Regions from separate parts of the Homo sapiens genome. Here regions 1 and 2 are each linked to region 3. Evidence: chromatin contacts called from ENCODE Hi-C or POLR2A ChIA-PET data. All regions are on one chromosome and are shown on one strand. Each heading gives the region's core, a stretch centred on a gene start or an enhancer-like site at or near the end of the contact. The rest is flanking DNA. Distances are from core to core; before and after follow the strand shown. Region 1 holds the start of ZNF318 (zinc finger protein 318). Region 2 overlaps TRERF1 (transcriptional regulating factor 1). Region 3 holds the start of RPL7L1 (ribosomal protein L7 like 1).

Region 1 (2,700 bases), core at 127-2,626, 490 kb before region 3:
TTGAGAGAGGGTCTCACTCTGTCACCCAGGCTGGAGTGCAGTGGCATGATCACAGCTCACCGCAGCCTCAACCTCCCGAGTAGCTGGGGTACAGGAACGTGCCACCACACTCGGCAAATTTTTTTTTTTTTTTTTTAGAAATGGAGGTCCTTCTACGTTGCCCAGGCTGGTCTCGAACTCTCAGGCTCAAGCAATCCTCCTGCCCCGGCCTCCCAAAATGGTGGGATTATAGGCGTGACCCTTTGCGCCTGGCCCACTTTTGTATTTAGGATGCAGGGCCCTGAGATTGGCATCTAGGAAAATTCTGGACTTAGGCCAGGGGAGGGGGCATGCCTGGATCTCTTACAAAAACTTGCCACGCCTCCAGTTGGTCATGATGTGGGCCCCTGGTAATGAAGGACCTCCACCATGACCACAAGTACTTTAGTCAGAAAACAGCTCGAAAACGTGTGAAGAGAGTCCACCAAACAGGCTTCGTGTGAGCAACAAGGCTGTTTATCTTACCTGGGTGCAGGCGGGTTGAGTCCGAAAAAGGAGTCAGCAGAGGGTGGTGGAATTATCATTAGTTCTTATAGGTTTGGGATAGGTGTACAAAGTACATTCTTAAGGGCGGGGGAGAATATTACAAAGCACCTACTTAAGGGCAAGGGGGAGAATATATCCTGTCAGTTAGGGTGGGGCAGGAACAAATCACAATGGTGGAATGTCATCAGTTAAGGCTATTTTCACTTCTTTTGTGGCTCTTCAGTTGCCTCAGGCCATCTGGATGTATACGTGCAGGTCATAGGGGATATGATGGCTTAGCTTGGGCTCAGAGGCCTGACAACGTCTATTTTGGGTTTGATTCTGGCCCACCACCTCCACCTCGTACTTTCCTATCCTCAATTTCAACCTCTAGAAATTAGGCAAACTGGAAAGTAAACTGATGCGGGTCGTGTTGCTTCAGCTGGGGACAGGATTTCGGTGGGCGCTCCTGCCGGGGTCCGTAACCTCCCACACAGCTAACGTTTACAGGCCCGTTTATATTATCACGAATGGTTTTCAACCATTTCGTGTCCATCCCTAAATTAAGAGGCTTGAGGGGCGGCACGAAAGAGCGAAGACACCTCCGCACGGTCTCCAAACCCCTAAGTCCAGAGGCCTGGAGCATCCCCGGAAAACCAGATCCCTCTCCAGAGAAGCCCTTCCTTCCGCTCCGCCCACCCCGCGCGGAGGCCACAGGGGTCACGTGGCGGCCGCGGGAGGGGGAAGTGGGCGGCTCTGCGGCCGCCATCTTGAGGATTCGGAGGCGGGGCGTGCAGAGCTCAGGGCGCGCGCTTCGCTTCCCCTCCCCTCGCCCAGCCTCGCGCCGGCGTCTGTGCTCCTCCCCACTTTTCTTGGTTCCTGCGGCCGCTCCCTGAGTGGAGGAGCGGGGAACCCCGGAGGCGGGGGGGGGTGTGTCGGACGCGTGCTCGCGCCCTCCAACCGCCAGCCGCGGGGGCGCGCTCGGCCGGGCCCCCGGGGCGACGCGGGGCCGAGGGGAGGGGGCTGCTCCCGCGGCTGAGGCGGCGCGCAGCGGCCGAGGTGGCGGCGGCTGCAGCTGCGGCGGCGCGCTCCGAGCCTGCGTCTAGGGCGCCCCCGGGTCAGAGCTGTCGCCGTGGCCGCCGCTGCAAGAACCATGTACCGCAGCAGCGCTCGCTCCTCCGTCTCTTCCCACCGGCCTAAAGACGACGGCGGGGGCGGCCCGCGCAGCGGCCGCAGCTCTGGCTCCTCCTCAGGCCCGGCTCGCCGCAGCTCACCGCCGCCTCCGCCCTCCGGCTCCTCGTCGCGGACCCCGGCTCGCCGACCCCGCTCGCCCTCAGGGCACCGCGGCCGCCGGGCCTCGCCGTCCCCGCCACGGGGTCGTCGCGTCTCCCCGTCCCCGCCTCGGGCCCGTCGCGGCTCCCCGTCGCCACCGCGGGGCCGACGACTCTTCCCGCCGGGCCCGGCCGGCTTCAGAGGCAGCAGCCGGGGGGAGTCCCGCGCCGACTATGCCCGGGACGGCCGCGGAGACCATCCAGGCGACAGCGGCAGCCGGGTAATCCCACCCCTCGTCCAGGACTCCCTCCATCCCCCAGTCCCCTCCCCCGGAATTCCCGTTTCCAGAAACGCCCGGGGCCTCCAGACCAGGGTCCTAAGCGCGAAGCCTCCGGCCAACTCCCTCGGGGATGCCGAGCCTGGAGGCTTCTGTCAGACCCGGGAGCGTTGACACAATAACGGACTCGGGAGCGCACGGGCGTCTCGTCGGGAGTGCGCGCTCCGTTCCTTAGGAATAGGCTGTTTCTCTCATGCCGGGTGAGGTGTGGAAAGTTTGCCAAGGCGAGGGGCATTTCGTCCAAACCGTGTGTCTTGGTACTTTTTGTAGAGTTGATGTGTCCTCGGGGTTCCGTACTTTTCATCCCCTTACACCTGAGCTGCCTTCCTGGATCTTAGGGGAAAAAGCCGAAATGTCCGTTTTTGTGGCGAGTTAGGGACGCTTGAACCCTACCAGGCTTTACGTCTAGAGTGTAAACTGTTAGCTTAAATGAATTGGAGCTGCTGCTTCGGAATGAAGTGTGCAGGACCACAGTCACTGCCATAGCCACTACCTCTTATCGAGTTCTATGTCAGGAATTATGCCTAGCCTTTCACTTTGCACATTATTTTAACCCTCACAAGTCTTTGAAGTGAGGCAGTTAATAC
Region 2 (2,700 bases), core at 100-2,599, 510 kb after region 3:
GCAGTTCTCAACCCTGTAGGCACATTAAAATCACTGGGAAACTTATAAAAGGAAACAGTTGATGTCAGAGCCCCACTCCAGACTGAATGTGTCAGAATCTTGGGGAGCCTGGGAATTTTTTTCAGAAATGCAGCTAACATTGGGAACCCCTGGATTCGGGTCATCTTAATTGCTCATTTTAGCCCTAAAATGTTACTATTCTCTGTATTGTATCATATAATTTCATTCCTTTCAGATACTGTGCACAAATGTCATAAACTTCTTACATACCAAGAAGTCATTTTTTAACTAAAAAACTCCCCATAATTCTCATTAGGCCTGTGATATAATGCCTATGTCCTGCAATCAATAAATTAGAATCATAAATGTAGTAAAACATCAAATAATTACTTTTTTGACCCAGAAGTCCAAAGCGTGGACTTTAATCTTTAATTTCTCATTCCCTCATTTTGAAAAAACTACTGCCTGGAGTCCTGGGGCCATCTCTATTTGTAAAGAAGACGCTGAAACATTGAGACATTACTGGAAGTGTCTTTGCTAGAAGAATTGTGTATACCGTAAGTTCCAAATTAGGAGGTCCAGTTTGGGGAAGCTTTATCGGATCTAAATTCTACATGGAGTGGGAGGTGTTTAGAGTCTTGGTGCTTGCTGTTTTATCTTTACCATTGAAGTTCTTGGTTTTGTCTCTTCCTAAATGAGTCATTTTTTTAAAAAGGAACCTAACTTGGGGGGGCGAGGAAACCACTGCGGGAGGTGCTGTGTGGGGGCGCCGAGGAGCCAACCATCAGGAGACTGAGTTTACAGCTGGGCCCTCCACTCAGGAGGGGTAGAGGGACCTGTCCTTGCTGAGGGTGACTCAGAGACAAGTGGGACATAACCTGGTTGGGGAGGTACAATAGGAAGGTATTGATGTTGTGTATTAATCTACCGAGTATTTACTGGAGCACAGCCACCAAGTATACTGCCTGGATGCAGGGCCCATTCCACGGGCACTTGGGAGATTGTGAACAATCTCCCAAGTTTGTCCTCTACTTGAGATGAGACACAGATTGTGTCCACATTTGCCTGCACTTTCAGATAAGTGAACTGAAGTTATCGAGCCCCATACTGGTGTGAGCAATGCAAGTAAAAATGTTAGGGCCAGGCAGGGTGTCAAAGTGGAAGGAGATGGCAGCTGAGGACCCCATTGTGGAATGCTAAAGGGCCCGATGATACAGACGCTGGCCGGGCAGCCAGATGGAGATCAGATCGGGGATGGGAGCTCTGCGGGACCTCTGTGTGTCACTTCCCCTTTCTGTGCTAAGATCTCCCAGCTGAAAAATGGTCCCCTGCTATACACCTCAGTCACCAGGCCCCTGCCAGCTGTTGGGAGTACCTGATGTCCTAGATGCCTGAGTGGGTAGGGGTGGGAGAGAGAGCAGGAGGGGGTGAGCAGAGCCTGGCTTTGGAAACCAGAGCAGCTCCACACATTTTGGCCCAAATCCCTCCCATGCTTGGGGTGAGGAGAAGCCCAGGGTAAGGGTGCCTCCCTACAGCCAGGAAGATCTTGGTGCGGTGGGAGTGTTGGCTCTGCACGCCTCTCCTCCACACAGAGCCCCCAGCAGGGCCGGATTTCATCTTTTCTCAGTGGCGTGCAGCCTCTTGCCATTGTGCATGCGTGTTTTCTAAGTTTGTCACAAACTTCCTGTTTAGGTACAATCAGAGGCTCGGAGCTTTGTGTGTTTTGAAACCCGGGCATTCACCGAGGTCCGGTGCTTCTCTCTTACCAGCAGTGGGGTGGCCTGTTTGTTTCTTTGCGGACTTCTGCCATCCTTCTTTGCAAACCTTCTTGCTGGGAAATGCTCTGTGGCCTCTGTGCTTGTTTCTGTTAGTAAGAGTGGAGAGAGCTGTGAGGTCTGAAGGCTGGAAAGGGGGAGGGGAGCAACACTGAGTGTGCCCCTTATGTAAGGCCAGGCCTGTGCTAGATATTATACTTCTATACACTTAATTTTATTTAGGCCTCACAGTCACTCATGCAGAGCCAGCCTCCAAGAGGTGAAGGCTGACCTGGCTGACGAGGTCAGGATTTGATCGCAGGCCTGACTCCAGTGCTCCTGTGACTTCAGCTAAGTCCTGAGGAGTACAATGCCCCTTTGGTTGCCCCTGGTTTGGGCAGATCCTGATTTCTTATGGGGCATCTTGGTGACAGCATCCCCTTGAAACCTGTGGTTTTCTCTCAGCCCCATGTTACCCAGATCTGCCTGTCTGCCTGGGGTGATCAGATGGCCCTTGAGTGTTTTGCTGATTTTCACCTTTCCCAGGCATCTCCCTCTTGTGGCTCTGGGAATCCCAGAATTGTTAGATGGTGGTCCATAGCTGGTGATCGAAGTGGATCAGTCCAGCTCCTCATTTCCCAAAATAGAATATTCTTTTTCCTGCTTCTGGTTGCCCAGTCCTGACTGTTCTGCCAGTCACCATGAGCTTCTCCACACAGCTGGATTTCTCACATTTCAAGCTCTCCCTTGAAGAAGGAAGAAGAGAGTATATCTATCTATGTCTACAAAAGCATGTGAAAGGGTGGTAAAGGAAGGACACCAAGACCTTGAATATGCAGGTGCAGGAAGAGGAGGGAGGAGCCAAACCCAGCCATCCTCCTCCCCGTTAGAGTGGATGTTAGGAGGTGCCGGACTCTGGTGCCTCCTGCACAGGAAGAATAGGTAT
Region 3 (2,700 bases), core at 50-2,549:
TAAGCCTTCCTCTTTTTCAGGAGATTTTCTGGAACCAAAGGGATTTTTCTTTGCCTGATGCAGAAAATTGAGATCAGAGATAACATTTAGAAAAGAACACTTGGCCGGGCTCGGTGGCTCAAGCCTGTAATCCCAGCACTCTGGGAGGCCGAGGTGGGTGGATTACCTGAGGTCAGGAGTTCGAGACCAGCCTGACCAACATGGTGAAACCCCCGTTTCTACTAAAAATAAAAAATCAGCTGGGCGTGGTGGCGCACGCCTGTAATCCCAGCTACTCGGGAGACTGAGGCAGGAGAATCGCTTGAACCCGGGAGGCGGAGGTTGCACCGAGCCGAGATCCCGACACTGCGCTCCAGCCTGGGGGACAGAGCAAGACTCCGTCTCAAAACAAAAACAACAACAAAAAAGAAAACGAACATTCAATGGATTTCCAAACCAATTCAATATCCTGGGCTTTAGGGAACATTACTGTTTTCAAGTATCTGAAGAAAGATTCCCCTGAAACCTGCGGTTTCTGACTCCAGGCCTCATAAATCCATCCCTAATAGTCACTCATCCCCAAAGCCTCGGAAAATAATGAATCCTTTAGCCTCTGGGTTCGTATAAGTTAACAGGGTTTTCACGGCCACAGTTCTTCATAGGCACTAGCAGCGACGAATCTATGGGGTTGGGGCGGGGGCAGGCCTATCTGCAGAGTTAACACTTGTCGGGCTGGGTGAATTCAACTGTGGCACTCCAGCCCGCTGCCTGAAGTCAATCCTCGCCTCTCCAGATAACCCGAACTTGACCGCGGTCCCCTCCCTCCTCCGCCACAGCGCTACTCCTCCTCACCCCCACCCTTTGTAAACTGTGGCCTTTTCTATTCCTAGAGCCCACAGGAATCCGCCACCAAGGCATAAACACCGTGGATGGCACCGGATACTCAAGACCCCACTCCAGATATTCAAAGCCCCAAACACTCACTCTTGCTCCGCCATCTTTCTAGTGGTGCAGCTACTGATCATGCGCAACCCCACCACATGGGGAAGACAGCACACGCTCTGTTTACTTGACCATAGAGACGTCTGTTCTAGCTCACGCTGGAGGACCAGTCAGCGTTCACTTAGCCGCAGTGAGCCCTTGAGGTCCCGCTAACCCCGATTCCTGCCAAAAGTTGCACCGCTTCTTAGGGTTTTTAGAGCCTGTGTTATTTTCAAAACCCAGCCCTTTTCTTGTAAGTTACAGTTTCATCACAAGCGGCCTGGCTGTGGACAGCAAAGTGCTTCCCACAATGCACCTATGGCGTCCGCTCCTAGCTACGGCGCCGCACTTCCGGCGCGGCTGTGCTGCGTCTCTGGGGAGGAAGACAGGCAAACTCCGCGAAACATTTTCGCTCTGTGGAAAAACTTGGAGGCTATGGCTTTGGCTCTCACGTGTAGGTGGAAGTGTTTGTTGAGGACTTAGAGTGGTAAAGCAGGTAGCTGCAATTCCGTCTGCTTGGCCCCGTCGATGCGTCCTTGAACACGTTATTTAACCCCTCTATACTGCGGCTTCATTACCCATAAAATGGGTGTACAGTAATAATAGGTCTACCTAATGGCGTTACGAGGATTACAGGAGATTAGATAAAGCGTTTAGCAGTGTCTGTCAGCACTATGTTTGTTACTATTACTGCTGGACCGAAAACTACAACATGCTTCCTTCCCGTCTAAAACCGTTACACAGGCCGGGCGCGGTGGCTCACGCCTGTAATCCCAGCACTTTGGGAGGGAGGCCGAGACGGGAGGATCACCTGAGGTCAGGAGTTCGAGATCAGCCTGGCCAACACGGCGAAACCCCGTCTTGGGCGGAGGTTACAGTGAGCCGAGATCGCGCCACTGCCCACCAGCCTGGGCGACAGAGCAAGACTCCGTCTCAAAAAAACAAAAAGAAAAGAAAAGAAAAAAAAAGAATAAAAATAAAACCCTTATGCAGCTCTCATCGCCCGGAATTTGCGTTCTTCCCTCCCAGTCTATATAGAATCCTGAAAAACAGTAGGTCGGGCCGGTGGCTTTCACCTGTAATCCCAGCACTTTGGGAGGCCAAGGCAGGTGGATCACTTGAGGTCAGGAGTTGGAGACCAGCATGGCTAAGATGGTGAAACCCCGTCTCTACTAAAAATACAAAAAATTAGCTGGGCGTGGTGGCTCGCGCCTGAAGTCCCAGAAGGCGGAGGCTGCGTGAGCCGAGTTTGTGCCACTTGCACTCCAGCCTGGGCGACAGAGCGAGACAGTCTCAAAAAAAACAAGAAATAAATTTTTTTTAAAATTAAAAATCCTGAAAAACAACACAAGTCTTATCATCTCTGGAAACCTCCAGAGCAGCGCTTCTCAAGCATTAATAGTGAATAGGAGTCACCTGAAGATTTTACTAAAATACAGATTTTTATTCAGGAGGCCGGGTGGGGAGCTGATATTCTGCTTTTTTTTTTTTTTTTTTTTTGAGATGGCGTCTCGCTCTGTCGCCCAGGCTGGAGTGCAGTGGCGCGATCTTGGCTCACTGCAAGCTCCGCCTCCCGGGTTCACGCCATTCTCCTGCCTCAGCCTCCCGAGTAGCTGGGACTACAGGCGCCCGCCACCACGCCTGGCTAATTTTTTGAATTTTTAGTAGAGATTTCACCTTGTTAGCCAGGATGGTCTCGATCTCCTGACCTCGTGATCCGCCCGCCTCGGCCTCCCAAAG

What was found. A loop is a pair of places that touch in the nucleus more often than their neighbours do. ChIA-PET counts read pairs that join two places held with the same protein, here RNA polymerase II (POLR2A). Pooled maps may share reads with other maps.
Region 1: a pooled map shows a loop between it and region 3 (6-fold over the local background). The contact joins the promoter of ZNF318 here to the promoter of RPL7L1 in region 3. A Hi-C loop is called at or near these places in 6 of 50 pooled maps. POLR2A ChIA-PET finds 5 or more read pairs at or near these places in 2 of 52 experiments (BJ and CD4-positive, alpha-beta T cell).
Region 2: a pooled map shows a loop between it and region 3 (5-fold over the local background). The contact joins the enhancer-like site here to the promoter of RPL7L1 in region 3. A Hi-C loop is called at or near these places in 1 of 37 single-sample maps with no recorded cell type and 2 of 50 pooled maps. POLR2A ChIA-PET finds 5 or more read pairs at or near these places in 3 of 52 experiments (CD4-positive, alpha-beta T cell, GM12878 and activated T-cell).

The regions. Positions count from the first base shown.
Region 1 is chr6:43,368,323-43,371,022 of GRCh38, reverse strand. It overlaps ZNF318 (zinc finger protein 318), which reads left to right and starts at 1,376. Exons shown (of 10, transcript NM_014345.3): 1 at 1,376-2,056. The coding sequence starts at 1,658. LOC124901227 (atherin-like) reads right to left here and starts at 1,659. Exons shown (of 2, transcript XM_047419609.1): 1 at 1,636-1,659; 2 at 1-1,600. The coding sequence starts at 1,659. The coding sequence ends at 902. RefSeq lists silencers at 1,123-1,222, 1,413-1,612, 1,703-1,892, 1,903-1,972.
Region 2 is chr6:42,366,425-42,369,124 of GRCh38, reverse strand. All of the region lies in intron 2 of TRERF1 (transcriptional regulating factor 1), which reads left to right. Among named protein-coding and RNA genes, the nearest start is that of TRERF1, 84 kb to the left of the region's middle. RefSeq lists an enhancer at 1,060-1,149. Within about 2 kb of position 1,349, at least 16 of the 41 ENCODE cell types and tissues checked have a DNase peak (open chromatin) inside an H3K27ac peak, as active enhancers do; they include CD4-positive, alpha-beta T cell and GM12878, where a contact is called at or near this core.
Region 3 is chr6:42,878,215-42,880,914 of GRCh38, reverse strand. It overlaps RPL7L1 (ribosomal protein L7 like 1), which reads right to left and starts at 1,299. Exons shown (of 6, transcript NM_001366481.3): 1 at 964-1,299; 2 at 1-54. The coding sequence starts at 1,004. RefSeq lists enhancers at 1,038-1,097, 373-1,329, 1,118-1,587, 1,330-2,287.